Regions from separate parts of the Mus musculus genome. Here regions 2, 3, 4, 5, 6 and 7 are each linked to region 1. The links are chromatin loops, found by intact Hi-C in ENCODE. Cell type or tissue: left cerebral cortex. All regions are shown on one strand.

Region 1 (4,000 bases):
TACCAATGATGGGCCTGGGGTAGGAAGGCTTATTATAAAGGTGTGGATCATACTTTATAAATAATTTCCAGATGTGATATTTTGGGTACACGGACTCCTCTACAGGACGCAGGACACTGAAACATCATGGATCGTACAGTTTTTATCAGGACAATGCAAGTAGGTTTTCGGCAAGGCTGGTTCCAACTCATCTGTGATAAATGAGAAGATAAGGCAATCAGTGCACACCATGACACTCCATGCAGCTAGTTAGGCACACTTCAGAACTATTCAGGTGTGCTCACACAGCTTATGAGACTTGCATGGGGGGGGATGTCGCAATATAAATACATCCTTCCTGGTGGCCACTGGTAACGCAGGAATTGCCTCGCTAAGACTTAACCCAGGTCAGACATAAATAATAGATGTTAAGAGTTAGCTCTAGTCTCGAGGCTGCATTCCAGACAGCGTATCTCAGTTGGGTCAAAGGAATCCTTCCCCCTTTTCTCTCCAGTAGTTTCTCTGCTTGAAAAATGCCTGCAAAATTCCATCAGTCCTTTGAGGGGACCACTTTGGGTCTCTAAGGGAGAAGGTTTCAGACCCTTGGGGGCTAAGATGCACGGGCAAGGAGTTCTTGGGGCCTTGTATCAACGGTTAAAGTCTGCAAAAATATTATTACAAGCAGGTAAGCCATCCCTTTTTAAAAAGTACTGTATTATATATATTTTTTCAGATGTATTTGGTTCTATAGACGCAATGATTGGCATTGTGTCATAAAAGAACCGTGACATGTTTTGTGAGCTCAGCGCCTCTAAGGGAGCCAAAAATGCTCTGGAATCTCAAAGGCAGCAAGAAAGGGGCTGATTGTGTCTGTCTTTTGGTATGGAGTGTCATCTGCCTCATCTTTCCTCACTGCTCACTCTGCAGAGGAAAAGCAGATCCTTACATGGTTATTCCAGAGTCAGTAACACCAACGAAGGAAATGAATTCATCTGCACTCCTCTGAAGGCTGAGACTCCTCATTTTTCCTCTGGTGTAAACTCACCTCACTATTGTAGAAATGGGTCTAAAAGCAAATCAGATTCTACAGAAATGAATCGTGAACTAACTTCTCCTCAAGAGAACTTAATTCCATTATACTTATTTAACTTGTGTATTTCAGGATCCAGAGTATAGTTGAATTAATGTATTTGACTAAATTAAATTAGATTTTACCTTTTAATCTCTGTGCATTTATTCTATAGTTGTATGTTTATTTATACACACACACATGTATGTGTGAAGGTAAAGACATATGGTTTTGTAATTAGTTTTGGGACATTTGATTGACTTAAAAAAGGATTTATATTGTAACCAGAATGTTGCAGTTTGGATAATTACAAAAAAAAAAGGTTGTACCATTAAAAAAAAAATCTTCCAACATAACACTTAAGAGAAGCCAACCTTTGTGTTAAATAAGGGTGGGGTTTACATTGTAAACTTGGAGGTTCCATTTTAGAATTTGGCTCATTATCTCAGGCCACCGGCCGCTGATAAATGAATATTTTGAAAGCGTCTCACTATTCACTGCACACAGAAAACTGGAGGGAGCTGGGCTCCAGATGACAGGCTCGGTGTTCACACAGCACCTCCTGCTGTCCACTCGGAGAACTGCAACACACGATGGGCAGAAGAAAGTTCATCAAAGCTCTTGGAACTTCCAGGGACGTCTCAGACTTTATTTTTAGGGAAAGTGTACTTAGTTTCTTTTAATGAGATATAGTGATTCAGAGAGGATTAATAACTACTATAGACAATTTGATTAAAAATCCAGACTGTTCCAATGTTCTACTAGGCCAGCATATACAAAAACCAGTATAAGAAAATTTTTGTTCTTTTAATTGTTTAATATTTAAATATTAATGTTCAATATATAATGATTTTATAAAATAAATGATGCCTTTCTGAATTAAATTTATTTGTAGTTGTGTTTCACTAAGTGAAGGGTTTTAAGTTATTTTCAATGTTAAAAAATAGCATATGGCTTTTATTGTAATTTCAAGAAAAGCACTGTTTAAATAAAATCTGGAGATAAGCACTTTCTAAGTTTTATTAAAAGTGAGGGTTGGTGAGACAGAAGACATCCGGACAATAAGGGCCAACGCCTCTTATTTCTGCCACTCTAAACAAATGCTAAACTCAGGAGTTCAGTTCACTGTGGCAAAAATGCCTTGAGGATTGCTGCTTTAATTTAAAGAGGTCATTACTCAAAATGCTGTCAAGTATAATTTATTAAATCTTAGATGTAAATATGAGCAAAACTTTACATTTTTAGTTAGTTGCAGATTGTTCGTTTAACTACTCTATAAGCATTTCAATATTATGCTAAGTTTAAGAATCCTTAAACGTCTCGTTTCTCTGCTACTTTCTCTACCTCTATGCCTTACTGCATTGTAACAATGTTAAGCTTCATCATGCTATAGGTAAGCTGAAGTACAGGGATGAAAGCAAGGAGGAATGCCATAAGTTTGCAAAAAATTCTATTTTCTTTAGTCACGCATGTTTAATTATATGCACTTGGGTCCTCTTTCCATGGCTTCGATGTTTTTAAAACTCACTGCAGTGGCACTGTTACAATGCCACCTCTGGCCATTGGCAAGCCTGGCCACATCTTTATCTTATGAGTGTCCCCCTCGGCATTAATGAGCATTCATTGAGCTGCACTACTTCACTCGGCCTTCCAGAAAGCTGGTTCTGTTTAGTTTTCTGTCTCACCCTGTTCAGGAATCACCAGACAGGTGAAACGTGGACGAGGGGCGGCTCTTGTTTTGTTAACAATTCTTAAGATTATAAAATTGTAGGACCGGATCACTTTGACATCAGTTCCGTTTAGTCTACTTTTGACATCCCATAGGAAAACCATATTGTTTTGTTGTCTGTTAAACTATAATGGGTTTAAAAATTCTAGAAGCCCAAAGGAAGGTCTCTTAAACAAATCGTTACATTGCAACTTTAAAGGAAAAGTCAGGGCTACTGGTTTTGTATTTATGACCCTAGTAATTTTTTTTTTTTCATTTTAAATTTTAGCTTGGCTATTACAGCCTGGGGCTGAATTAAGCACATTACTTTACAGTGATCTTAAATATATACTGCTTCGTGAGTGTTCAAATGAGATATTATATTTAGGACAGCTTAAAGTCGCTTAGCCTTACATTTATCACGTGTATTTTGTCAAGAGTGGAAACATCTTGGAAATTGCTGAGAGCTAAGCAGAAATCTGTTTAATTGGTAATCTTTGGAACAGCATAACCACTTTTCTATGAAATGTAGTTAACACTTTCATGAGGGCCAGCTCCAGCTCATTAGCATTCTTGTTATGTACTGGTGCTGTTGGTGGGGGTGTTAGAGTAGGAATGCCATTGTGTCGAGTTCCAGTGTTTGGGGACAAACACTGCTGTGGAAGGAACGTGTGAAAAGGCCACAGTCCTGTCAGTGAATGAGCAAGGCTGTGCTTTCTGTGTGCTTCAAGCAGGGAAGCTGTCATTCATGGCTAACACAGCCAAACAGAGGCCAAAACACAAGGCTGCAGTACCTCTTAAAATGATATTAGTGATTTTTAAACACGATCTTCTTTATTTATGATCCTACACAGAGCTTTAGTTGCTGTCAGTAAACAAAATATGTCAGTCTGTTCAGAAATACTGTAAAAAATGAAAGAAAAAAAAAAAAAGAAAGAAAGAAAAAAAAAAAAACCTCCGTGGAAGGGCGCCAGGCAGTTACAGTAATTAGGGCTTGGGCGAACTGATCGGCAGTGTGAGGTACAAGCATGATTTGAGGGGAACTTCATCACTGGAAGCTGCTCGTCCTGATTTAGACAATTTCTTTGATTTTTCTGCTCCTAAAACTAACAAAGTTCCTAGAGATTTTTACATAATTAATGTATAGCAATTTATTTTTTATTAAAAACATTGGTTTTGAAAAGGGCTCATAAACTCTCATTTTTAATCATTTAATACTTTTAACGACCCATCTCAGTTGTTAG
Region 2 (4,000 bases), 750 kb before region 1:
TCTGTATTGATATATGTAGGTCTGCTTTAGGCTGCTGGTTACTCACAACTAGTTAACACAAGCCAGACTTACTCAATCTACTGTTGAGTGTTTCTGGCGTGTCAGGAGTTAATGCTGAGGTGAATGTCTACAGAGTTGAGTCTCTAAACACTTCTGTAATTATTTACTTGGGTGTAAATAAATAGAGTCCTAGGAATGTAGATACCTTGAAGACGTGGCTAATATGCTGGTATCCCCAACAGTTTAGAAGGCAGGGTCTCTGGGTGGACAGATCAGGTCCCTGGAGCAGCCATGTTGTGTCCAGTGGGTTTCTAACTGCTTCATCCCCTAGAGCTTTGATCTGTTGTGGCAGTGGGGTCTGCAGACTTGTATCATGTGGTTAAAAAAAAAAAAATCAGGAAGTAATGAGATGAGGGAGGAGAGATATGGTCAGCATGTGACCCCCCCCCCCCAAGCGCGTGACACAATAGTACTAGCCCTTCAGTGAAATGGTGTGAGGGAACCGTATTCACATCAGAACCAACCAGGCAGAGTGTAATGGAGAGATACAGAGACTGAAGGTACTCAGTGAGATATGGCTGCTGCTTTAGAAACCTCGTCATTACAGGGGTGGAAACCCCGACTTGCTTCCTGCTGGACTGAGTCCTAAGGATTCTGTACCCACCCAGCTTCCAGGAAGATCGTCAGAGCATCTGTCTGGCCCACGCTGGCACAGATCCCTACGGAGCTGGCTTCACCAGATCTTAAAGCTTCCCACCTTTCATGGAGCTCTGACGTAAGAAGCCCTTTCTGAAGACCTCTGTACCTTTCACTAGACTGTCATTAGATGTGGTGACAGTCCTCCTACTCGGTGGCCTTTCTCTAAATGACTGTATATCAGTTGCTCTCACAGTTTAGCACAAGGAAGGAAACATGTCTATCCGGTTAAGCACGTTATTTAAGACAATGAGATAAAGATAAATATATATTAAAGGGCACTTAGCATTTTCCCTTTGTGTGCTAGGAAGCTCAGAATTAGATTCGTTTTGTGAATATGGTAATTACCTTACCCTTTTCCTGTTTTTTCTTTCTCCGTATATTTGACTCTGACATGTTTGAATAGCATGAGCTGCCTGAGATACGTACTTTTAGGGAATTGGCTGGATGTGTCCTGTGATTGAATCTTAAATGAAGCAATCCCATCTTGCCTGAAAAGCAGAAAACGTACTTTCCCATGCTTTCCCACGCAGCCCCAAAGCCTCTCTCCGGTCCCTTCGGTCCGGCTTCTGGCTGCGGCACCTAGCCTGCCTTTCTGTCAGTCCACCCTGGCCAGCTTGCTCAGAAAGCAGCGTTCTCTCCGAGTTCCTCTGCCTCTGTTCTCTGGCCCTTTTGGCTTGAGATGTTTTCTATCGTTTCTATATTTCAAAGCTTTGTGGTAAATAATCAATTCAAACCAGCACCGAGTCTCTCTTTCTGTAATTCTAAAAACCCATTAAATTATATTGTTGGGAGGAAACAATAGCTGTGCTAATCACGCTCTGTGCATGCGAATCTTAATTTCCCCAGAGGCCTGAATATGAATTTTTACTAACATGTTAATTTTGTGTGTTAATCAGTAGCTGTAGGCCGAATGAATGGATTGACTATGTAAAACTGTTTGATATTGAAACAACTCCTTTTGACCCCCTCAAATTGGCTTCATTCCCCTAAAGACGGTTAAAGTTAATTAAGCACTCAATAGGTTTATGGTGTTTAAATTAAAATATATTACTCCTCATTGTGTAGTCATCAAGTGAGAAAGACATCCTCCTCCTGGCTGCCTGGCTGGCTAATGGGCTTATCAAAATTCATGATGTAATAAGAAGGCCGACAAGTGCATATGAGAGTCTGGCTGTCACTCAAGGAAAAACACTGACCATCTTTTCCCACTAGAGGGCAGAAGAAAGCCACAAATGGCCACACTGGCGCTGTAGTCTGAGGAATTGGAGGAGGATAGCCCCTCAAAGGCATTTGTAAACAAAATATTTTGTTACCATCCCCGCCCCCACCCAGTGCATAGCCCTGTCCCAGTTTGCCCAGTTCCTCCTCTTCCCTGTCACATGGTCTACCTCCTCGGATGCCCTTGTGACTGTAAATTAACAGGAAAGGGTTGGAGAGATGGCTTCAGGGTTAAGAGCACTTGCTGTTCTTGCAGTGGGCCCAGGTTCAGTTCCCAGTACCCACACCAGGTCACCAAGTGACTCACAGTTCCAGGCTGTTTGATGCTATCTTCTGGCCTCCAAGAGCACCTGTTAAACACACACACACACACACACACACACACACACACACACACACACGTTTTTGGTTTTGTTTTTTAACTATCAGCAGGATAAGGCAGAAATTAGGCCTACTGACTCACAGGAGAGCTATCACTGCTTCCTATGTGAGGATAATTTGTCAGTGAACTTTTTGTTGTGGTGAGCAGCTAGAAGCCCTATGCTCCCAAGATAACGGCTGGTCAGGTCTAGCACAGAGAAAACATGTAAAATGACATTTAGCTCTTCTGTCCAGAAAGACACATGGAAGCTGTCACTGAGCCTCTCTGGGGCTGAGGTCTAGCCAGTGGAGTTAGCTTTTCCATAGCAGAGAGGCAGTGTTTCATGCAGAGCCGAAACTGATGGCTGAGATGACAGTGGGAACAAAAACAGCCACTGTGCATAGGACCCAGGCGAGCTCTCCAAACCACCAGCCCCTCCTCTGTCCAGCAGATTAGATGGTTGCCCGTGGTTATTTTTAGATATAAGACTGTTAATAAGGATTATTAGAGGCTTCAAAGAATTCTGGTTAATGAATCTTTGACTTGCTTTTCTTAGGTTTGTTTAAAAACAATCATACTTTTATCCAGTCTTAAGTTTGTGTCTCTTTCTCTTTCCCTGTGTGTGTGTGTGTGTGGGGGGGGGGTGTCCTTTAAGGGATCAGCAGTCATGAGTGTCAGACAATGGGAGGGCAAGGTGACAGAACAATTAAATAAACTCAATACAAGCAGAGCTTGGAGGACACCAAGTTATAAGACTCCATGTTTGAAGTTAGCACCATGCCCAACATCAGAGGAAGCCAATCACATACACAAGCACTGAAGGTCCCTGCCATCACCCATCTCAACTACAAGAGAGGTTCTGAGTTTCAAAACATTCCAGTTGGAAAAAAAGACGGCCCATGACCAAGACAAAGCAGCCAGGAAAGAGAACTGCAAAGCCTCCAGTTGGTTGCTGTCTGGCTTGGAAGGCTTCCATCTGAACTCTAATGGGGTTTTGTCCTGTTTGTGTCGGTGAGGTCAACCACCCAGTGAAAGCCACTATTGAGCCTTGGGCTCTGCTCTTCAGAGGCTAGACTCAAGGCCAAGGTCTGTGTGAGGGAAAAGTCCCCAACCCAAAGCTGTAAAGGGGTCTGGCATGTACCCACACTCTGGGTGACCCAGAAGAGTCTTCAAGGCATGATGGAGCAGAGGGAGGAACGGGAGAGTAAGAGGCAGAAGGCAGAAGGCAGTATCGCCGCAGGAGGGGAAGGTGGCCATCCTGACCTCTAGGACCTAGCCTCCAGGGACCTGCCTGGGGGGGCTGAGAGAGAGACTTGGGGATCAGAACCCCCCCTCTCTAGATCCTTCCTCAGCAGGCACTCAGGAACCTACCTGCCCTGGACAGTTTTCATCTGGGGATTGGAAATACCAGATCTTGAAGAAACTGAGTCACAAAACCTTAGCAAACCAGCCAGGCATTGCTCTGCAAATCTCAGAACCCAACCAGGCAAGGGCCACTGGGGAATGGCTGACTGTGGGCGTGGGGATCCTGAACAATTGTTACCACCTGTGCTTAGGGTCAGCCTCCCAGCTTTCTCTCTAGACTGACTCCCACGGGCTCCTTTGACCACAAACCCATGGACAGAGCCATCTCATTCACTGGGTTAACATGACACCCCCGCCCCCAGATCATCCTCTCTTTCTTAAAGTTAACCAGTAACTGGCCTTTGTGCTGCCCTGCTT
Region 3 (4,000 bases), 390 kb before region 1:
AAGCTGGGGCACACGCCCTGGTTGGTATCCCGGGACTTCAGTACCAGGGCAACCCACGCAAGGTAAAACTCAAGCAGCCACCTTCCTGAAGTGTTTTACTCCTCTGGGCTTCCAGTACCTAGGAGATTAAAGAGGGTACAATCCTGGAAGGCTTAGGTACCCCAACCTCACTTTGTAATTGGTGTTTGTGAAAGCATCTTGGTGACTGTAAGGATTATGTATGTCAAGGGTTGTATGAAGTGGTTAGGAGATTGTACATGTGTAAGGTCGAACCTAGTGGTGCCTTATTCAAATTTGACATTATAATGCAGTAGTGTGCACTCGCAGTACAACTGAGACAAGTTAACACACCGAGAGACTGCAAAGTAAATATAATTGTATTATTTGCTTTTGAAGTAATTGACAATTATGTAACTTTGAGTAAGGTGGTAGGAGAAGGCGGACCCCCTAACCCCATGTGCATGGCCAGTTCCCTCCCCCAACTTTAACCCATGTACTCCCCCCCCCCCAGTTCCAGTTCTTATTCTCGGTGGTTGCAACTGGTTACAAGTGGGGTAGGGAAACCGAGTACTGGGCTGAGGCTAAGAGAAGAGGTTCTGGGGCCAGGGGGCAGATAGGAACTATGTTTTCCTTTCCCAGGATCTGTGAGAAGGGTGCAGGAAGAAGAGCGGGTGGGTTGGCTCTCTCTCCTTCCCACTCACACCGAGGTAACTTGGTCAAGAATAGGAAACAGTTTACTTCGAAGATTAATCGGTATTTGTTGTGTTCGTGACAAGGAGATAATATGCGGGGATAATGGGACGAGGAGTCTCACTCCCCCGGAGCACCACAGAGCCTGGGGCATAGGGCCGGGGGGGGGGGGGGGGGCTGCCCAGGGATGGCGAAGGGGCTGCTGTGAATCGGTGAGCTCTTAGACCGGCCCCGCGTGCAGGGCGCCTCCACAGAGCCGGGTTAGAGAAGGGAAAATCGGTAACAGTATGCGAAATATCTGGTACAAAGGATGCTTCTGTCACTTGCAAGAATTTGTTATGGGAACAATCCTGTCGCTCTGTAATTGCTCATTAGAGAACGTTTTGTTTCTCATTAAGGCGACATGAATAAGCGTCTAGCTGAAGGAGACAGCTGTAGAAATGTTCCACAAGAGACCTCTGGACACGATTCGGCACCAATTGCCAATTAGACATGTCAGTTTTAAGAGCAGAAAACAATATAGGACGGACACTGGGACGGTAGGGAGAAAAGTGTTCCTTTCTGGTTTTCCCAGCACCGCTGCCGCTCTTGGTCAGTGCAGGCTTCTGATGTACAGGCCCGGGCTCCCTTGGGTGACACCTCGCCGCGGCTCAGGTGACCTCGAACCTGCAGCTTTGAGTTGGAGCTCAGAGTGCTCACAGGTCCAGGCATCTCCGGTGTCTATAAAGATCAGCTAGGAAAAGATATAACCAACCATGCAGGGCCTGAGGTTTGACTCCTCCATGCATTCCCAAAGAACACACCCCAGAGAAGCTAGAACCTCAACTGGTGACCATCCACTCTCCACCCCCAGCACTCTAAAGTTCTGCTAAGCCCTTCCCCGCCCACTTGATCGAAGGTGTCTCGGTCGTGGGCAATAGGCCCAGAAGCTCAGATCTAGGAGGGCTGAGTTCAGAAGCCCTCCACTCCTGTGCTCCCTGGCGTTTGGGGCTCAGGTTTGCATGGAGACCAGGGAATGAACACCCTCTTCCTGTCTCTGGGTGCCAAGACTAAAGTCCAGGGCAATAACTTCCGCTAGAGGAAGTGTTGCCTGCTTAGGGCACGTTTTCCTCCTGGAGAGCTGGACAACTAGAGACTAAAAGGGAAAGGCCTGGTGGTGACCGCTGAGGGCGAGAGGTGGCGCTAGTTCAGGGACTTTTAACTCAAGGCAGCTAGATACTAGAGTGTGCTGGGTCATACACTTCTTGAATGTCCCACCCACCCACCTTATTTACCCCCACCTAAGTGCATTTTCCCCCAGGCTCTCTGCTCCGCCTCCAGTGTGGGGAGGAAGAGTGGCTGGAAAGGAGAATCTTGGGCGTGGGGACTTCGGTCTGTGGTGTCAGCTATCCAGGCTTAAATTCCTGGGGATCTCTCTGGCCCTTTGGTGCTAAGAGGGTCTCCCTCCCTCCCTGGCCTCCTTTCCAGCCCAAGAGGCTGATCTGGGGTTGTAAAGAGTCCATTTCCAGAAGCATAAGGAGAGGTTAGGTCTCTGAGGGAGACAAATATGGTTTCCATCTGATCTACGCCACGCGGCGGTGAATAAAATCCTGACGACGTGGGCTGACAATAACGAGACGACTCTATTCCAGCCCCAATTCTCCAGCGATTTGGTGGTTTTAGGGATCACGAAGACACTTTTTCTCATCTCCTTCCCTCGCCCCAACCCCCATAATACCCAGGCCCTCTATAGGATTTAGTCAGCCTCCTTTCAACAGATGCTTCAATGTTTTGATCTGCGCTCCGGAGCTGAAAAGGTTCCGCAACCGCGTTGCTATCTTTTCTTGCTTGTTTTCCGCCTCACTGATTAAGACACTAAGAAACTAAGGAATGATTTTATTTCCCAGCGTCTTTTTTTTTTTCTTTTTTCTTTTCTGTTTCCCCGCCTCTCCCTCTCTCTTTCTCTCTCTCCTCTTCTTCTTCCAGGAAACAAATCCTATCCCCTGCGTCAGATGGTCCTGGGGCTGGGATAATGGGAGGCGCTTTCACTCTTCTCTGGGATTAGCCTGGGAGGTGCACGGCGCCCATTGAAGGTCCCTTCTTTGCGCCGCTAGGAGGGGACGCCTTTTAAAGGAGATATCTTAATTGTCTGCCACTTAAGTTTATCGTGTGGGGGAATTAGAAAGCTCTAACTTCTATTTTTAGTTTCTTAAAAGATTTAAGGGTGGAAGGTAAAGCCACCAAAGGCGGGGGTGGGGTTGGGGGGAGGGAGCAAAAAACCCTCCAGCTCTATCTAAGTGAGCACTCAGTCACCTGGCTGCAAACACTTGCTACTTTTAAAGTAGTGAACACATTTTCAGGGTTGCTTTCTGGGCTGGTTAAGAGGCGGCGGCAGCGGGCGGGCAGGCGGCGGTGAATCCCGTAGCGTTCTCTAACTCCACTTTTAAAAAGAAGCAGCAAAACGGGGTTTAAATGCCATTTTCCTGCTCCTCTAGACTTTTTTTTTTTTGTCCCTAAATATCATTTTTCAAGGTAGCGCAAATCCTAGGTTTATGTAACCAGCACATGCTAATCTATAAGTAGTGCCTGAGCGTGGAGGACTGTCAATATAACCCCCATGCTTTAAAATGAAGAGGATGTCCAAGAAGCAGATGAGAATAGAGAAACGCTATGTGCTGGCGTCTTCAGAGGGAGACCCCCAGCTTTGTTTAATTGACAAGATCTAACGTGCTAGAGAAGGGACAGGGCTTTTCTTTTGGGTGGAGGCATAAGTGACCAGGCAGGATTGTGTTTTCCAAAAGCAGTAACCGATGGACTTTTTTAGTAGTTCCAACGGGGTGGGGTGGGGTGGGGGACAAAAATGTATCCTCCTTCACCGAATCCGACAATAAAAGGGAAAAGGAACAGGCTCTCATCATTTTCCCCCCTGGGTGGGGGGACCACTTTGAAGAGTCCTCAAGAGACCTGGGGCAGCAAATTAGTACAGCCACTTGTGCCCCTACACGTGAGTTCGGCGCGTCTCCTTCGGCAGGCGACCCTCCCCTCCCCCATTCATCTGAAGTAGGGCAAGATGCCTGCGGCTTGTTTACCAATACACGCTCCCTCCTCCTTTTCCTTTTCGTGGTTTTCTCCCTTCTCCGTCGACTCTCCAGTCTCTTTTTCCTCAACATTTCCCCTCTGTCCCTTCTTATCCTTTTTGACCACCATCTCTTTGGAGCCCTCCATCTTTCTCTGCCCCTCCCCCACACCATCCTTCCTCTTTAGCTTCTCTCCTTTAGCCTCCCCTCAGCCCCAGCTCTGGTCCCCATCCACCCTCCCCACTTCCCTCCAC
Region 4 (4,000 bases), 830 kb before region 1:
AGAGACAGAGAGACAGAGAGACAGAGAGACAGAGAGAGGTAGACAGACAGAGACAGACAGAGAGACACACAGAAAGGCAGAGAGACCCACTTACAAGCAAACAAACAAACCAAAACGGGAAACCAGTAAGATTGAAGTAAGATTATTAATCTGGACCGTCTGTTACTTGAGAATATACGACTGTTCCCTTATTCCAAGCTTGCTGTATCTGTTTTCTTTTAAACACACTGGCTTGCCTCAGGTCAGGCTGCCTCTCTCCTTCTGTCCACTGCTTGGGGGAGAAGGTCCAGAGTGAAGTGAGACTTTCTGTCATGTGCACCGTCATGTACCTTCCCAGGGGTGGCAAAAGCCAAATTCCCTGTCCACTCTTCTTCCCCGCACCCCAAGAAAATGCTGTGAGAGGCATTTAGAGATGTGGAGAGAGGAGCGTGGTGTGCACGCAGTGGGCCGCTGAAGAGAGTGGGTCTCTTGCATGGCCACCCCTAGGAAGATGAAGAACAGATCTGTGGGTGGTCCTGGACACCCCTGGAGCTGGGGTTTTCTGTTGTCACAAATGGCCAGGCTCTATACCAGCCCTCCTCTAGAAACTCTCTTATGACAAGTGCTGTTGCCATGAACAGATACTTAATTACATTCTCTTCTGATTGCCTTTCAGTGAAGTCGGTGGTTGGGGCTGCCTTGAGTCCACTTTGGAACAAGGCTGTCATCGCCACTGAGCAGAGGAGTTTGCAGTCTTAGAGAAGTAAGAAAAATCCGTTGGTCTTATCATGACCTGAAAAGGCAGAGTCGTGACTCAGTGTGGGCTGTATTTTGTTTATATTTTGAAGCTTAGCTTTCTGGGCCTTGCACTTACCTGTGGGGTCATGGGGTGGACTGTCTGCAGTTGTAGAAAGAAGGTTGGGCTGCAGGTAGAGCACTTAGAACCATAGAAGAAGGTCTGGTTTAGGCAATGGTTTCCCTACCAAGACACTTCAGCCACAAGCAGGGCTAGTGAGTGTTACACTTGCTGGCTTTATGGCTCACATTTTGTGTATGAGACCTGGGTTGGGATTCAGACCCTTCCACCTCCATTCATGGAAGGGGTCTGGCTTCGTTTACAACAGGAAGCTTCCCTGCCTAATTTCCTGGGTTGGGGGAAGACAGTACCTAGTCTGGTAAATGCTGTGGAAATGCTGGCTGCATCTCTTCTCCCACACTTGCACCCCTTTTCCTCCCATGCATCACAGAAGGCCCTCCTTGTCACCTTTGTCATCTACCCTCCTTGAGACCCCTGTGTTTTAAGAAAACGCTTTCAGCAAGTGCCCTGATTCTTTACTGTTTGTTTGGGGGGGGGGTCTTCAGGCTCCAGACTCCTCTTTGGAAAAGGCTCTCCCCAGGCTGTGTTGACATCTCTCTGGGGCCAGAGTTACTTTATCAATTCTTTATTACCAGCTATTTTTTATTTATGATGCCTATGGGTTCATTAAAAATGACACTTCCTATAGGGGATACCAGCAAAGCTTTTAGCCAGTTTTTTAAAAAATCAGGTTGTTAGAGCAGATATGAATATTTTAATACTGAGAAAGAGCAGAGCCTTCATAGAACTTAATTTGTTATGGAATCTAAGTGACAGGCTTAACAGGATGCCAAGTAATTCAGTGGGATAAGTCCTGATAGTGGAGTAAGGAATACAATTAAATAGACAGGGAGCTTTCTAGAAAGGCCACAGGGGGATTCTCTTGGCTCTAGGACCCACTCTGTCCTTGTAAGATCTAGCATAGCCACAGGCGGTATCCAGACCCAGTTAAGTTCCCAGGAAGCCAGAAGAGTGTGTTTGCAGAGTCTATTTTTTTATACGTCAATGAGATTCTTTTCCCCAGCTGCTGGTCTTATTAAATTATGTACAAAACCAAGAGTAAGTAAGCCCACTGCTGCCCATCACCAGAGTGTTTGTGCCTTCAGTCTTGATTGCAATTGTAGGATTTCTCAATGTAGTTTAAACAATGTCCACTTGGGGGCACTTTATGATTGAAGTTGAACTCTCTCTCTCTCTCTCTCTCTCTCTCTCTCTCTCTCTCCCTCTCCCCCCTCTCCCTCTCCCTCTCCCTCTTCCTCTTCCCCCTTTCTCTCTCTCCCTCTCTCCCTCCCTCCCTCCCTCCCCTGCTCCCTCTCCCTTTCTCCCTCTGTCCTTCTACCTCTCCTTATGTCTGTCTCTGTCTGTCTGTCTCTCTCCCTCTCTCTGTGTGTCTCTGTCTCTTGCCCCCTCTCTGTCTCTGTGTCTGTCTTTCTCTCCCTTTCCGTATGTGTGTGTGTGTGTGTGTGTGTGTGTGTGTCTGTCTGTCTGTCTCTTCTGAAGTTATTCTTGCTTTTAAAAAAGCATCTCTCCTCCCAAAGGGAATAGTTTGCAGGTGAAAACACGTAAGAGCAGTACTGACTTTCTGCTCTTTCTTGCATGAGTGTTTAGCATACAGATGCAGACTTCAATACATAGTTAAATAAATGTACACCCAAAACACCAGAAAAAAAGAGAAAACCTACCTTGAAGTTTTATTAATATGACAAATGGGAAGAGCAAAAAAATAAAAAAAATGATACAATCAGATGTCTGAGTGGGGAATTGGAGGACTGTGTTTTCCAGGATGCCCAGCATGTAACTCTCCATCTCTGAAATATGTGGGCAGAGAGGTCTAATCAAGGACAGTCCCGTGCTGCCTGGGCATAAGTCCAGGATCCAGATGGTCTTTGGAGTCCACCTACACTTGGACATTTTGACATCATAGGAAGGTAGTTTGCGTTCCTAATTAGAACATTTGATAGAGAACACTGTTACACTATGGATGCATTATTAACTTATTCTACTGTGGAATAAAAGGAAACCAGTTATGATCCTATTTATGCAAGAGCACCTGTCTATGCCCACCTATCCTCAGAGAAGGAGAGAGCACCTGTCTGTGCACACCTGCCCTCAGAGAGGGAGAGAGCACCTGTCTGTGTACACTTGCCCTCAGAGAAGGAGAGAGCACCTGTCTGTGCACACCTGCCCTCAGAGAGGGAGAGAGCACCTGTCTGTGCACACCTGCCCTCAGAGAGGGAGAGAGCACCTGTCTGTGTATACCTGCCCTCAGAGAGGGAGAGAGCACCTGTCTGTGCACACCTGCCCTCAGAGAGGGAGAGAGCACCTGTCTGTGCACACCTGCCCTCAGAGAGGGAGAGAGCACCTGTCTGTGCACACCTGCCCTCAGAGAGGGAGAGAGCACCTGTCTGTGCACACCTGCTCTCAGAGAAGGAGAGAGCACCTGTCTGTGCACACCTGCCCTCAGAGAGGGAGAGAGCACCTGTCTGTGTATACCTGCCCTCAGAGAAGGAGAGAGCACCTGTCTGTGCACACCTGCCCTCAGAGAGGGAGAGAGCACCTGTCTGTGCACACCTGCCCTCAGAGAGGGAGAGAGCACCTGTCTGTGCACACCTGCCCTCAGAGAGGGAGAGAGCACCTGTCTGTGCACACCTGCCCTCAGAGAGGGAGAGAACACCTGTCTGTGCACACCTGCCCTCAGAGAGGGAGAGAGCACCTGTCTGTGCACACCTGCCCTCAGAGAAGGAGAGAGCACCTGTCTGTGCACACCTGCCCTCAGAGAAGGAGAGAGCACCTGTCTGTGCACACCTGCCCTCAGAGAGGGAGAGAGCACCTGTCTGTGCACACCTGCCCTCAGAGAAAGAGAGAGCACCTGTCTGTGCACACCTGCCTTCAGAGAAGGAGAGAGCACCTGTCTGTGCACACTTGCCCTCAGAGAAGGAGAGAGCACCTGTCTGTGCACACCTGCCCTCAGAGAGGGAGAGAGCACCTGTCTGTGTACACCTGCCCTCAGAGAAGGAGAGAGCACCTGTCTGTGCACACCTGCCCTCAGAGAGGGAGAGAGCACCTGTCTGTGCACACCTGCCCTCAGAGAGGGAGAGAGCACCTGTCTGTGCACACCTGCCCTCAGAGAGGGAGAGAGCACCTGTCTGTGCACACCTGCCCTCA
Region 5 (4,000 bases), 950 kb before region 1:
TGGCTCCCTCTCCTGAACTTCACCAAGAGGTGGGGGAGGAGGCCCTACCCCAATTAAGTCCCTAGAAGGATCTTTAAGATGTCGGCTTGCACACCAACTTGAGCTTTGGCAAAACAAGTGGGGAATGTGTTTATAGAAACTTAGTAACAATATCGTGAAAGAATAAGATTTTCAAGACTCCCTGTTGATTTTCATCCATTTGAGAGATAGGGGAGGTCACCAGCCTCAGCTTTCAGCAAGAAAACAGAGGCTGAGATACTGCTACACAGGGATAGGTAGGGACATTGTACTGGCCTGTGGGGCAAGAAGGTTGGTCACCACAGCTGTGGGCAGAACTGAGCCCTCTGGGCTCCAGGTAGGCTGGGAGGGGCAAAAGGATTCGCCCTAACTGGAAGGGTCTTTCTTCCCTCCTCCCGCACCCCCCCCCCCTACAAGCTTTCCTAAAGGCCTTGAGTGTCTTGGTGTCAGGCTGTGCAGACCAGAGAGGTAACATGCCCTGGTAATTACTCTCTCCTTTTAAAGCGCAGACCGTTGAACTGGCTCAGAGTAATTAATGAAAGTTGGTGCGCGGGCCCTTGATTTACAGCCCTGAGTCAAAGCGGGGTCAGCAGAGGAAACCCAGTCCTCTGGACCGAGCCGCCCCAGCGCGAGAGCCACGGTGTTGTTTGTTTTTACGAAAGACAGTTTCTCCGCCAGGCGGGCGACGGTTTTTACACCCAACTTGCTGGAGGCTGCAATGGAAGACAGGCACAGAGGAATTGGGGGAAGCGGGGAGTTTGTAATTTTATTTGGGAGAAAGGATCGGATTAGTTCCCACTACAGCGTTGGGTTCCCCGCTTAGAGCCTGAAGTCCTAGAAGGCAGGGGTGGGGGTGGGGGTGGGGGGCGGCAGGGGTGGCAGAGGACGACTCTACTGCTGACGAGAGTTAGGACATCGGGTACCCGCTGCTAGTGCCCCTGCTTTTTCAGGAACCTAATTGATTCTGTACTTTTTTTTTTCTTTTTTCTTTTTTTTCTTCCCTGCCGCTTCTTCAGGATACAGCACGGTCACTTTCGACGGGGCGCCCAGCTATGGCCACACGCCCTCGCATCACGCGGCGCAGTTCCCCAACCATTCCTTCAAACACGAGGACCCCATGGGCCAGCAGGGCTCGCTGGGTGAGTGGGAAAGATGCGGGTCTTTACTGGATGCCTCCATCTATAGTACCGCATCCTATCCGAATTTTCAATCCCTAGCAAATTGGGAGAGCGAGTAGAAACATTTAAAGGGACATTAGAAATACTAGCTTGTTTTACCCTATTTAAAAGATCGAATCTCCTTCCGCTCATCGTGGGGAAGTAGTCCTTGAGTTGAGGCGGCCTCGCTGTCCTGCAGCTGGAGCCAAACCTCACCGTCTGATGCTCAGCAAGCTCTCCATCCCGTCCCCCCTCCACCAGAACCTCTGCCAGTGACTCGCACTCCCGAGTCTCGCTCACTGCTGCCCTTGGCTCTCTGGCAGGCGAGCAGCAGTACTCCGTGCCACCTCCGGTGTATGGCTGCCACACCCCTACTGACAGTTGCACAGGCAGCCAGGCCCTGCTCCTGAGGACGCCCTACAGCAGGTAAGAAGGCGCGGAGCACCGAGACTAGATCCTGGAAATCCAGGAAGTGCAGGTGAGCTGGCGGCGAGAGAATGCCTGACCCTCCGCATCGCGTTCAACAGGCGAAAAGAAGGCAGGCAAAAGAAGTCTTCTTTAGACCCAGACACTCTAATTAAAGCAGGTGTCTTGGGCTATTGCTTGGCCTATAAAACGACGGCCGGCCGTTGTGTTTGGAGATAAAAAGGGAACTGCTGCTTTGAGGGTTTATTTCTTTTCTTTGGTTTTTCGAGAGACAGGATTTTTCTGACTGTCCTGGTAGTTTTTCTGTAGACCAGTCTGGCTTCGAACTGAGGAATCTGCTTGTCTCAGGTCTCCAGAGTGCTGAGATTTAAAGGCATGTGCCACCATGCCCTGTCATGAGTTATTTCTTAGTGGTCTTTGCTGGGAGCCCTTTAACTTGCCCGGACAAAAAAGAAAAAAAAAAAAAAAAAGAAAAAAAAAAAAAAAAAGGACCAAGTGTACTCCAACCCTGTCCTTCCAGTTAAAAGCCTTCCGTGTCAACTGACCACACAGGCCAAACTACTTAAACAGTGGGCCACTTCCTTCCTCTCACCCTTGCTCTCTAGAGTTTTGGCCTGTGGCAATGTTTTGTGGACGTGTTTTGTGGCTGTCCTGTGTGCGCTCTGGGGCCTTTGCTCGAGATGGTGATTGTGGAGATGTCTGCGCTGGCAAGCAAAGCCTTCTTGCTCCCTGGAGAAGGAAGTTCAGCTTTTTTCCTCATTTAACTCTGCTCCCCCCCCCCCCCGCCCCCTTCTCTGGCTTCTAGTTCCACTCTCCACCTTTTCTACCCCAAATTTATTCTTCAACTTTGGGTGAACTTGGCGGGCATCCCGCGTCGCAGATAGCGTTGCTTAGTAACTGCGATGCACACACACCGGTTCATGACAGGCTGGAAGGTGCTGCGCGCCTCATCTTGGCTGCCGAGGATTGGGTGCGCATTACCTCACCGCTCCCTCCTCCCCACTGTACTATGGGGCTCCTGACACCGACTGCCCCAAACCCATTCCCATCCTCCCGCCCCTTGACTCCGGGAGGCTGACGTCAAGGGAAGGAGGTAATGAGGTAATGAAGGAAGGAAAAGCGTCTGTCTTGGGAGATTGGGTGGGGGAATGGCCGCGCCTGGGGACCTCCAGTCCCTGAGGTGGAGGAGGGGAACGTCCTTGTTGTAGACTCTGGAGCCTGCAGTCCAACGGTGAAACCTAGAGCCTCAGGTGCATTGACCTTGAGGCTGGTCTTTCTCTCCCATCCTTGGTATCAGAGGCATAAAGCCCGGTCTCTTCTATTTGCCCTCTGGAGTGCTCTGACTTCGAAAACGTTTCTATTTAGCGTGAAAAATCCATCCTATCTAATCGAATCTTGGATTCTGAATGGCTTTTCTTTAGGCAGGAGGGAGAGAAACATATGCACAAGGAGCAGAGAGGGACATATGCATGTCCCTCTCTCTATCTAGAAAGTGGTCTTGGGCGAGCTCTCCAGAGCCAGGATGCTACCCAGAGGCCACAGTCTCAGTGGGGCCAAATCCCCAGAACAAGTTCAAGAGCAGACTGCACTCGCAGCTGGAAGCCTCTTCCCTTACAGAGAGTGGTGGCAACAGCTACAGACATCCTTCCTGTCTATGGCTAGAGTGTCATCGATGTTATTCTAGTAGCTATAAGGGGGCGGGAGGCTCTGGAACAATTCCTGGTGTGAAGACCTTGGTCCCCTCAGTCAGGAAGAGCTTGGTGTGGGAGTGGGTATTGTTGAGATGGGGCCCGTGCCTTCTTGGTAGCTGGGGACTGGCAAGATGTAATTCTCTCTCTCTCTGTCTCTCTCTGTGTCTCTGTCTCTTACTCACTCACGCGTGTGCTATTGCTTATTCCCTTTCTTACAAGCCTTGGCCCATATTGAGGGGCTCTGAAAAGGGGGTCCATCAGAAGGGCTGAGCAGCCACAAGAAGGTCTCTTGCATAAAGTGATCACAATCTACGATTTAGTATCATTTTCCCAAATGAAGTTACTGTTGTGGATTTTTGATTTGGGGAGATTTTGTGATGGAATGTGACTTTGGGATGAATCTATGGTTTCTCTCAAATGAAAGCAGGTGGGATGGGAATCTGATTGTCACAGATTCTTGTCGCTGGGACCTTTTGCATGCTTAAGCATCTCCTCTACCACTGAACTACACCAAGATCATATCTCATATATGAAGCACACATATTTTCTAACCTAGCTTCTGACTGGCCTTTATTGAAGCAATTTTGTCAGATTCACCTTGCATAAATATTTGCTTATCCTTTTATTCTTTTTACGACATTCTAAAACCTGCTTTGATCTTATTTTTTTTTAACACTGATCTCCTAAAAACACATAGCTTTCCTAAGT
Region 6 (4,000 bases), 470 kb before region 1:
TCAACTCTTAAACCCTGGCTCAAATCTCAATGGAGGGTTTTCCACCACCCCCATCTCTACCTCTTACAATCAGAAACATAACCCCATAGGCTATTCCTTCAGTGTATCTTGTATATCTGTTTAACCACTATGCAGTAATGCCTAAGCACCGACTTCATAGATGACTGTGTGGCAGGCATTCATACCTGATCCTCAAGAATTCAAACTATGGCAGGACAGAAGCCAGACTTGCAGGTTATTTTATGCCTTTGCAAGTTCATGGGTGCTTAGTTGAAAGCTTAACTTTTCCCCTTCCCTGCTCCCAGATTACAATCCCCATAGAGGGTAGGCACTTTGTCTTCATCCCATGGTTTTGTGAGGGAATATAAAGGCAATCAAATCAATGACTAAGTTCTAAGCAACTCTCCCCCTAACATCAGTGTTGGTTGTTTTCCTTCCCTCTGTCCCCCTAAGCACCATGGTCTTTCCAAACTTACTTCCCTTGGACACTCGAAGACTCAGACACTGCCCATTTTTCCATGAACCAGGCACCCACTGAGGGCCATTCCCTTCTTTTCTGGTGTAAATTCTCTTTGTGATTTTCATCCCATAAAACAGGTATTATAAGACACTAGCCAGGCGTTGTAGCACATGCCTTTAATCCCAGCATTTGGCAGGCAGATAGATCTCTGTGAGTTCAAGGCCAGCCTGGTCAACACAGTGAGTTCCAGGTCAGCCAGGGCTACATACATACAAGTGAGACCTTGTCCAAAAAAGAAAAAAAAAAGTTACCAGAACAAAACCAAAATCAAAACCCACAGGAAAGGGAAGCATGGATGTATCCAGCCGTCCCCAGTACTCTCTGCTCCTAGCCTTTCTGATAACGTTGGCTCCCAACTTTGCCACTTGCTTACCATGTGAGCTTTTAACAATTATTCCTTCCTTCAATTCCTTCTGCCTGAAACTTTTAAGGGATCAAAGTGCCATATTTGGTCCTAGATCCAGTACAAATTTCCAGACCCTCAATGCCTAGATTCTTTACCAGTCAAGTGACAGTAGTAATTATGCACACTGTTTTATTGTTTGTTCCTAGGATTAGCCAAGTTCACTCATGTCGAGCGTTTGTGTGTAGGGAAAGGACAACACCTGGTAGCAGTTCTTATTCATACTTTTGAGTGGTGACTTTTTTTTTTTTTTTTTTTTTTAAAGATTTATTTATTTATTATATGTAAGTACACTGTAGCTGTCTTCAGACACTCCAGAAGAGGGCGTCAGATCTTGTTACAGATGGTTGTGAGCCACCATGTGGTTGCTGGGATTTGAACTTCAGACCTTCGGAAGAGCAGTCGGGTGCTCTTACCCACTGAGCCATCTCACCAGCCCTGAGTGGTGACTTCTGTTGCCCGTAGGGTGACCTCATGCCAACTCATCAACAACAAGGCTGCTCCGCGAGTGGCTTGATGATGACTGAGCTGAGTCAGTCCACATTGTAGTCTATTAGTTTTCCCCAAGCTGTTTTTCGGACAGAGCTGGTTTCGCTGAGTCCTCTTAAAGCCAACAAAAGGATTAGCATTGCTCCTAGGTCCCAGAGAACTCCCAGGTAAACAGAGTGGCAGTGGTTCACTCTCAGTGTCCTTTCGGTGTGCCACTTTGAATGCGGAAATGCTCACTCCCTGACAGGATGCTGGCCCTGGCCTCTAACTTGCTGCCTACCACACAGAGCCACTTCCGCCTTCAGGAGAGTGCCTGAGAAAGAGGCTTTGTTTCCTGCCTGGTTCTCCAGGGACTGAGAACCACAGACTGCTGACCCAGGACATCACAGAATCCTCCGCACACCAGGAATTTGAGGTTGGTTTTGGCAATGGCCCTATTTCTAGAACAATCGTGGTGACAATGTTCGCTGTGGTGGAAGATCTGAAGCTGTGTAGACAGAAGCAGGCGGGCCACAGTTACAGGCCTTACTGTATCATTTACCAGCTGGTCACTCGGACCATCCATGTCTCTACTGCACAGTGACAATTAGCATCCCTTCGAGCACTGGGGAAAGGTCTCTGAATGTTTGGAAAGGTCGGAGACAGCTACCTTCACCTAGAGTCCTCCCTGCCTGGTTCTGGCCTGACAATGGATAGTGCTCCCATGCAGGAAAGTAGGAACCCAGGAGGTGGTGCCAAAGAGACACTGGCTGAAAAGCAGTCCTTTTTCCTGTCCCTGGAAGGCTCTGTCCCTCTTTAGATGCACAGACCTCATTCACAAGGAATTCAAAAGGAGAATCGAGGTTTCTGCGCAGGTGCGGGAGGTAATGCCACGTGGTGGAATGGAAGACGCCAGGAAGAGGATTAGCTCGAATTCGCCCCCACTCCCACCCGAGCCTCATTGTTTTCCAGACTCGGGTCCCTATTCAAATGCAAACACCAGGAGGCGCCTTTGCATTGTAGCCCAGAGCACTGGGTAAGATTGACAAGCAGCTGTTGGTTAGTCAGAATAAGTTAAAAGGAGTGGATACAGGAGGAAGGGACATAGGGGACTCTGGCCAAATGGGCCAGTAGCTGCTGGTGCGTTATATTCATTTTTGAACAGAGTTAGCTCTTCCCACAGGTGACGGTCTGCTCTCCAGCCTAGCTCTGGTGAAGGGTCAGGGATATAACATCCTCTAAACCCGAGCCAGCTGTCTGATGGAATTGAACTCTGCCCCTGAGTGGCCTGTACCAAGCCTCAACCTCTCTGAAAAGAAAACGAGAATAAGAACACCTTGCTACATAAAGTTGTAAGGATGACTATTCATAAGCACTTAAGCATATGTTTGCCTTCAATGTGTTGTTTGTTTGTTTGCTTTTTCTAGAAGTGTGTTCAGTTACACCCGCCAAGGACATGACTTCAAGTCTATTAAAAACCAGAGAATCTAATGCATAATAGTACCTGGCTCTGTTTCCTGGAGTGGAGAAGGGCCTGCACAAAAACTCATTGAATCCAAATAAAGTCTAGCTTAAACAATACTATTACCAATGTCAATTTGTTAGGGGTTTTGATAGGATCATCACTATGAAGGCCTTAAACTTTCTCTCAGTCCTTCTACATTAGTCCCCTGAGTAGTGAGGTCAGAGGTGTGTGCACAATCACGCCAGGTTGATTAGTTTTAATAACGTTCTGTGGAAAGGCTCGAGAGCAGGAGATAGTATGACACAGGTGCTTATGGGAAAGTGGTGGTGTGAAGCTTAATGGGTAACACTATTTTATTTAAATATTTTTATATATAATACATTATTGTTTAAGTGGTATTGTGTCACATGGACTAACAATGCTTCTCCTAGGAGCCATAGATTCCTTGACAAATAACCCAGAGCCATGAGAAGCATCCCTCTGTGTTGCTGGTCAGAGGACTTCAGGAGACCCCAAAACAAATATAGGCTATTGCCATCATACTTGGTTTTCTCTCAGAACTTGAAGGTAAGACCCTCTTCCTGAAAACAACACATATGGGACTTGAAGAAATAGAAGTGGAATTGACCTGGAGCCCATGTCCCTAAGGGCAAATCCTCCCTGAAGGGTAGTCCTCCTCCCAGAAGGGTAGTCCTCCTTCCTGAAGGCTAGACCTCCCCTTTGAAGGCTAGTCTTTCTCCCTGAAGGCTAGTCCTCCTCCCTAAGGCTAGTCCTCCTCCCTAAAGGCTAGTCCTCTTCCCTAAAGGCTAATCCTCCCTCTCCCTGAAGGCTAGTCTTCCTCCCTAAAGGCTAGTCCTTCTCCTCCCTAAGGGCTAGTCCTCTTCCTCCCTGAGGGCTAGTCCTCCTCCTTCCTGAGGGCTAGTCTTCCTCCTCCCTGAGGGCTAGTCCTCCTCCTTCCTGAGGGCTAGTCTTCCTCCTCCCTGAGGGCCAGTCCTCCTCCTCCTCCCTGAAGGCTAATCCTCCCTCTCTCTGAAGGCTAGTCCTCCTCCTCCTGAAGGCTAGTTCTCCCTCTCCCTGAAGGTTAGTCCTGCCTCTTCCTGAAGGTTAGTCCTCCCTCTCCCTGAGGGCTAATCCTCACAGTATT
Region 7 (4,000 bases), 960 kb before region 1:
AAATGCAGACTGTCCAGAGTCTCTGTCCTTGTCACAGACTGGAAGCCCAAACAATGTTAACCTCCTATCCTGAGACCACCTTCCATGTTCCTAGTTCAACGTTTGGATATCCTTACATTTTTACCTAGGGTGAGAGTGAGCAGGGATACTGTGCTTTCTATGAACATTTATTTAGACACCAGTGCCCTGGCAAGGGGCTGACTTCAGGCTTAATGCATCCACGTGATTTATAACTCATTTTGTCGAGGCATTTATGCTAATCAATTGAACAGATTCCCCAGTTCTGCCTGGTCTTTCATTTCTTCTGGGAGTCAAGGTGAGAGAGAGAGAGAGAGAGAGAGAGAGAGAGAGAGAGAGAGAGAGAGAGAGAGAGAAGAGCATAATACTAGAGGAAAGAAGAGATTGTTCTGCTGAATTAGAAACCAAATACAATCATGACACAAATACAATCTTTGATTAAAGTTAAACTGAGAAAGGGCAGCAAAGGGAGGGAGGGAGGGAGGGAGTTCCTCGTCCATATAATGTTCTGCAGTTACACTACTTATCAAAAGGGAAATCACAAAGTGATATTTAGATTTAGCTAGTTTTCTGAGGAATAATTCATTCATATTTAATTAATTCCAGTGTTGACAGAAAAGTGACCCGGAGTGTAGCCAGGAGTGAGGGGGATGAGATGAAGCCCTGCCTATAAAGGATGTTATCATTTCTAGGTTAAAAACATAAAAACACAAATACTTTGAAAGAATTTTCTAAGGTGAGAAGATTAAAGTCTCTGTCTCTGCCTATGTCTGTCTCTGTGTCTCTGTCTCTCTCTCTGTCTCTCTCTCCAGGTGTAGCATAAGTTCTCCTCCTCCTCCTCCTCCTCCTCTTCTTCTTTTTCTTCTTCTTCCTTTTTTTTTCACCGCCCCCACCCTTGTTTGCAAAGTTGAATCTGGGGTCAGGAGTTCTAATTGTAACCTCAGACTGGAATTCCAGATGGTGCGCTCTGGACTGGAAGCAACTCTCAGTTCATCAATTTCATGGGCTTCCATATCTGCTCTGGCCACGGCCTGGTCTCCATCCCCACTGTGGCATTAATGCAGAACAAATTGAGACATATCCTCTATATAATTAGTTCCAGAATTTAAAAAGATTTACGGGATAATAATAGAAGCAGCGCTGCTGAATCCTTTCATTGGTGGCTCTTGGGGAGCTGGGGAACCCGTGGTGTGGCGTCAAAACACTGCGGCTCCAGGCACCAGGAACTGGGGGAAAGGGCAAAATTTGCATCTCGCACCAGGCAGTGCTAGGTGGTTTTAGCCCCTTAACCAGGCCAGGGAGGAGAGTTTGAAGCCCAGATGGAAGGTTGGTTTAAATAAATAAATAAATAAATAAATAAATAAATAAATATTTTTTTAAAAGGAGAAAGAAAAAGAAAGAAAGAAAGAAAGAAAGAAAGAAAGAACTGAGATAAATTTCAAATGAAAGAAGAAGTCTAGGGGTGAGCTGTATCACAAAAAAGTCCACCGATGTTTACATTTTTCTTTCATTTTGCAAAAATAAATCTGTTTGTTTTTGTTTTTGCCAACTGCGCTAGTCTGGAAACTGAGCCCTATGCGCGTTTCCCTGCAGCCCTGGGCGGACTGCTTACTTAGAAACGCTGGGAGAGAGAAACAGCGCTGGCACGTTTGTCCTGCTCTTGGGGCTCAAGACCTCCGGCCTGGCCCTAGGGCAGCGGCTAACCCAGTGACTGGTGGCTTGGAGGTCGGGTCACTCTTCGCGCCATCCTCTGGCCGTGGGCGCAGACTGGCGGCCTCAGCCACTGACAGATCGCAAGGCTACAGCGTGTTTATTCAATTGTCAACAGCCTCGGGGTGACCCGCCAGAGCGCGGCCCTGGCGTGCGCGCCGGTCCCTGGGGCCACGGCTGTAGCCTCCAGGCTGTGCTCAGCCAGATGAAGTTGACAGCCCCGGGATGAAAGACCGGGTTGAGATCTTCGCTCCCCCTTCCGTCTAGATGTGATGGTTTTCATCTTGTAATAATTATGCGCCTTCTAAGACACGTATTGAAGCCACCTAGACTGCCAGTGTCTCTTTTCTTCCAAATTCCATCAGTACTAAAGAAGCAGAGACGGTGGTTTAAACCATTCCAGAACGAATTGGACGTTGAAAGTTGTGGGGTTTTGTTGAGCTCGGCAAAAATCTTTCAAATAATAGTATCAAAATCGAGTGGTTTTGCTGTAAACAGATCACTACCTTCCTATGGGATTAATCTACAACCCCGAAGGTAGAACGCTACTGTCATATTTTCTCCAATGTGAAAACTGAGGCTCAAAAACACTGCTAAAACTCTTCAGGAGTCATACAGCTGTTGGTTGCCAAGTGAAGGTGAGATCTCATTTTCAATCCACCTTGCTTTTAACTACTGCTGTACCATTTGCTTTTCCTATCTCAGTTGGGTCTCAGTTTCCCCTGCTGGCTTGAGTTTAATAGCAGGCTTTGCCTGCAGACAGACAGTTTGGAACGTTATCCTTTCTGAGGCCCGAGGCTGCACCAACGTGGTGGAGAAAACGGAAGAGTAGGAAGCACCTAGTTCGCCGTGACCTTCGTTTTTCTGGAACCCGGGCAGGCCTCAAAGGAGGGGGGTTTAGGGTGGGCGGCAAGTGCAACACCCCCTGGGCAGGCTGTCAGTAGCTCTCACAGTCAGCTCAGGGCACCCAAGTCAGTGTAGCAAGGCGTCTGCTGGGGTAACCAGAGGAGAAAGGGATGGGGTATTCTGTGACCCCAAGGTTTGCGGGTCCCAGAGCACTGGCTTCCTGCCGCTTGGACTTCTAGACATAGTTGGGCAAAGGGGAATCTCAGGAGCGTCCAGTCTGACCAGGAGTCCTCCAACTGAGCGCAGGCAGCTTCTGGAATTCGCCTCGCACTTATTTCTCCACCCTGATAGGAACTTCTTGCTACTTTTATGCGAGAAGTTAGAGTAAAAGGGCACCCTGGGATTGAAATGGGGAGTCAAACATATGCTTCCTGGGTTCCCCCTCAGAAATTCTGAGAAAAAATGACAGAGGAGTTCCAATTTCCGAACGCCCATTTTCTCTCCTGCTAGCCCACCGCGCAAACCCGCCCCCAGACAAACCTGAAAAATGTAAAGGTGGATACTGAGCTATGTCCTTTTCCATTCTTGAAATACAATACTCTCAGGAGCTCAAATCAAACCGGCCTCTCTACACATCACTTCCATCCACATCTCCCTCCCAAAAATTTTGCAGGAGACTAAAAAAGAAAGTATCTCCACTTTCCTTTGGTAATGAAACCCTGGCTCTTCGCGAAGGGCTCCTCTTTCCCCAAGTTAAGGGAAACAGGGAAACGAGTAGAAATACGAGGTCGGGAGGTGGGGAGGAGGGACAGGGGCGAGGGACTTTCAGGGCAAGCTGGCTTGAGAGGTTGTATCCCAAAGGGCCTGTCTTCCCCAAGAAGTCCAATGACCCTGGGCACTATTACACAGTTAGGGATAGAGAACAGGGGAGATGGGAGAAGCTTGTCGTGGGGGCCCTGTCTGTCTTTCCTTCTTTTTTTCTTTCTTCCTTCCTTCCTTCCTTCCTTCCTTTCTTTCTTTCTTTCTTTCTTTCTTCCTTCCTTCCTTCCTTTCTTCCTTCCTTCCTTTCAAGAAAGAGGACGGGGGGGGGGCTTCTAGTCCTTTACAAATTAGTCAAAACCCCCAAGCATCTCACGCGGTGTCCACTATGGTGGAAAGTGAAGGTGTATCGACGGATAGTGCAGCTCTGTTAAGCTCCCTTAGGACAGTCTTCATCTATATATTGTGTATCCCCAAGAGGAACCGGCAATTGCTCAAGGCAAATAACTTTCTGAGCCTTGGGTTCCAAGTCAAATTCATGACGATTCTGGATTCACGAATCCGTGTGAGTTAAAATCAATGTGCAGCAACTGGTGAATGCACTAAGACCATTGAAATGCTAGATTTCTTTGTGTTTACAGTCAACATCCTTGACTGCCCCCCCCCC

Evidence for each region. Hi-C counts contacts between places; a loop is a spot of excess contacts. Peaks named below come from ENCODE experiments on the same cell type or tissue, not always from the same donor. Only the 100,000 strongest peaks of a DNase experiment are listed, where the experiment ranks them.
Region 2: a loop joins it to region 1, with 11 times the contacts of the local background. A loop is called at or near these places in 16 of 42 quality-filtered maps.
Region 3: a loop joins it to region 1, with 3 times the contacts of the local background. A loop is called at or near these places in 6 of 42 quality-filtered maps.
Region 4: it touches region 1 in a loop (4-fold over the local background); 3 of 42 quality-filtered maps call a loop at or near these places.
Region 5: a loop joins it to region 1, with 2.4 times the contacts of the local background. A loop is called at or near these places in 2 of 42 quality-filtered maps.
Region 6: it touches region 1 in a loop (6-fold over the local background); 22 of 42 quality-filtered maps call a loop at or near these places.
Region 7: a loop joins it to region 1, with 2.6 times the contacts of the local background. A loop is called at or near these places in 2 of 42 quality-filtered maps.

The regions. Positions count from the first base shown.
Region 1 is chr2:106,080,577-106,084,576 of GRCm38, forward strand. It overlaps Dcdc5 (doublecortin domain containing 5), which reads left to right and starts at 423. Exons shown (of 24, transcript NM_177844.2): 1 at 423-664. In left cerebral cortex, a CTCF peak has its summit at 1,633 (motif pointing left); a DNase peak (open chromatin) is centred at 1,607.
Region 2 is chr2:105,332,607-105,336,606 of GRCm38, forward strand. All of the region lies in intron 3 of Them7 (thioesterase superfamily member 7), which reads left to right. Among named protein-coding and RNA genes, the nearest start is that of Rcn1, 65 kb to the right of the region's middle. In left cerebral cortex, a CTCF peak has its summit at 1,915 (motif pointing right); DNase peaks (open chromatin) are centred at 1,237 and 1,898.
Region 3 is chr2:105,685,882-105,689,881 of GRCm38, forward strand. It overlaps Pax6 (paired box 6), which reads left to right. Exons shown (of 12, transcript NM_001310144.1): 6 at 1-62. Among named protein-coding and RNA genes, the nearest start is that of Pax6, 12 kb to the left of the region's middle. RefSeq lists enhancers at 914-1,247, 2,165-2,903. In left cerebral cortex, CTCF peaks have their summits at 1,869 and 2,764; DNase peaks (open chromatin) are centred at 1,863, 2,338 and 2,672; H3K4me3 peaks cover 1,442 bases; H3K27ac peaks cover 594 bases.
Region 4 is chr2:105,254,887-105,258,886 of GRCm38, forward strand. All of the region lies in intron 1 of Them7 (thioesterase superfamily member 7), which reads left to right. Among named protein-coding and RNA genes, the nearest start is that of Them7, 33 kb to the left of the region's middle. In left cerebral cortex, a CTCF peak has its summit at 1,966 (motif pointing right); a DNase peak (open chromatin) is centred at 1,959.
Region 5 is chr2:105,131,904-105,135,903 of GRCm38, forward strand. Wt1 (Wilms tumor 1 homolog) reads left to right here. Exons shown (of 10, transcript NM_144783.2): 2 at 1,035-1,157; 3 at 1,499-1,601. Among named protein-coding and RNA genes, the nearest start is that of Wt1, 7.4 kb to the left of the region's middle. In left cerebral cortex, no CTCF peak of the experiment used is centred here; a DNase peak (open chromatin) is centred at 2,447.
Region 6 is chr2:105,614,209-105,618,208 of GRCm38, forward strand. The region is part of intron 1 of Pax6os1 (paired box 6 opposite strand 1); the gene reads right to left. Gm35946 (a long non-coding RNA gene) reads left to right here. Exons shown (of 5, transcript XR_866617.2): 2 at 1,660-1,827; 3 at 2,575-2,743; 4 at 3,288-3,423. Among named protein-coding and RNA genes, the nearest start is that of Gm35946, 4.7 kb to the left of the region's middle. In left cerebral cortex, a CTCF peak has its summit at 2,361; a DNase peak (open chromatin) is centred at 2,269.
Region 7 is chr2:105,121,276-105,125,275 of GRCm38, forward strand. All of the region lies in intron 1 of Wt1os (Wilms tumor 1 homolog, opposite strand), which reads right to left. Among named protein-coding and RNA genes, the nearest start is that of Wt1os, 3.2 kb to the right of the region's middle. In left cerebral cortex, no CTCF peak of the experiment used is centred here; a DNase peak (open chromatin) is centred at 2,145.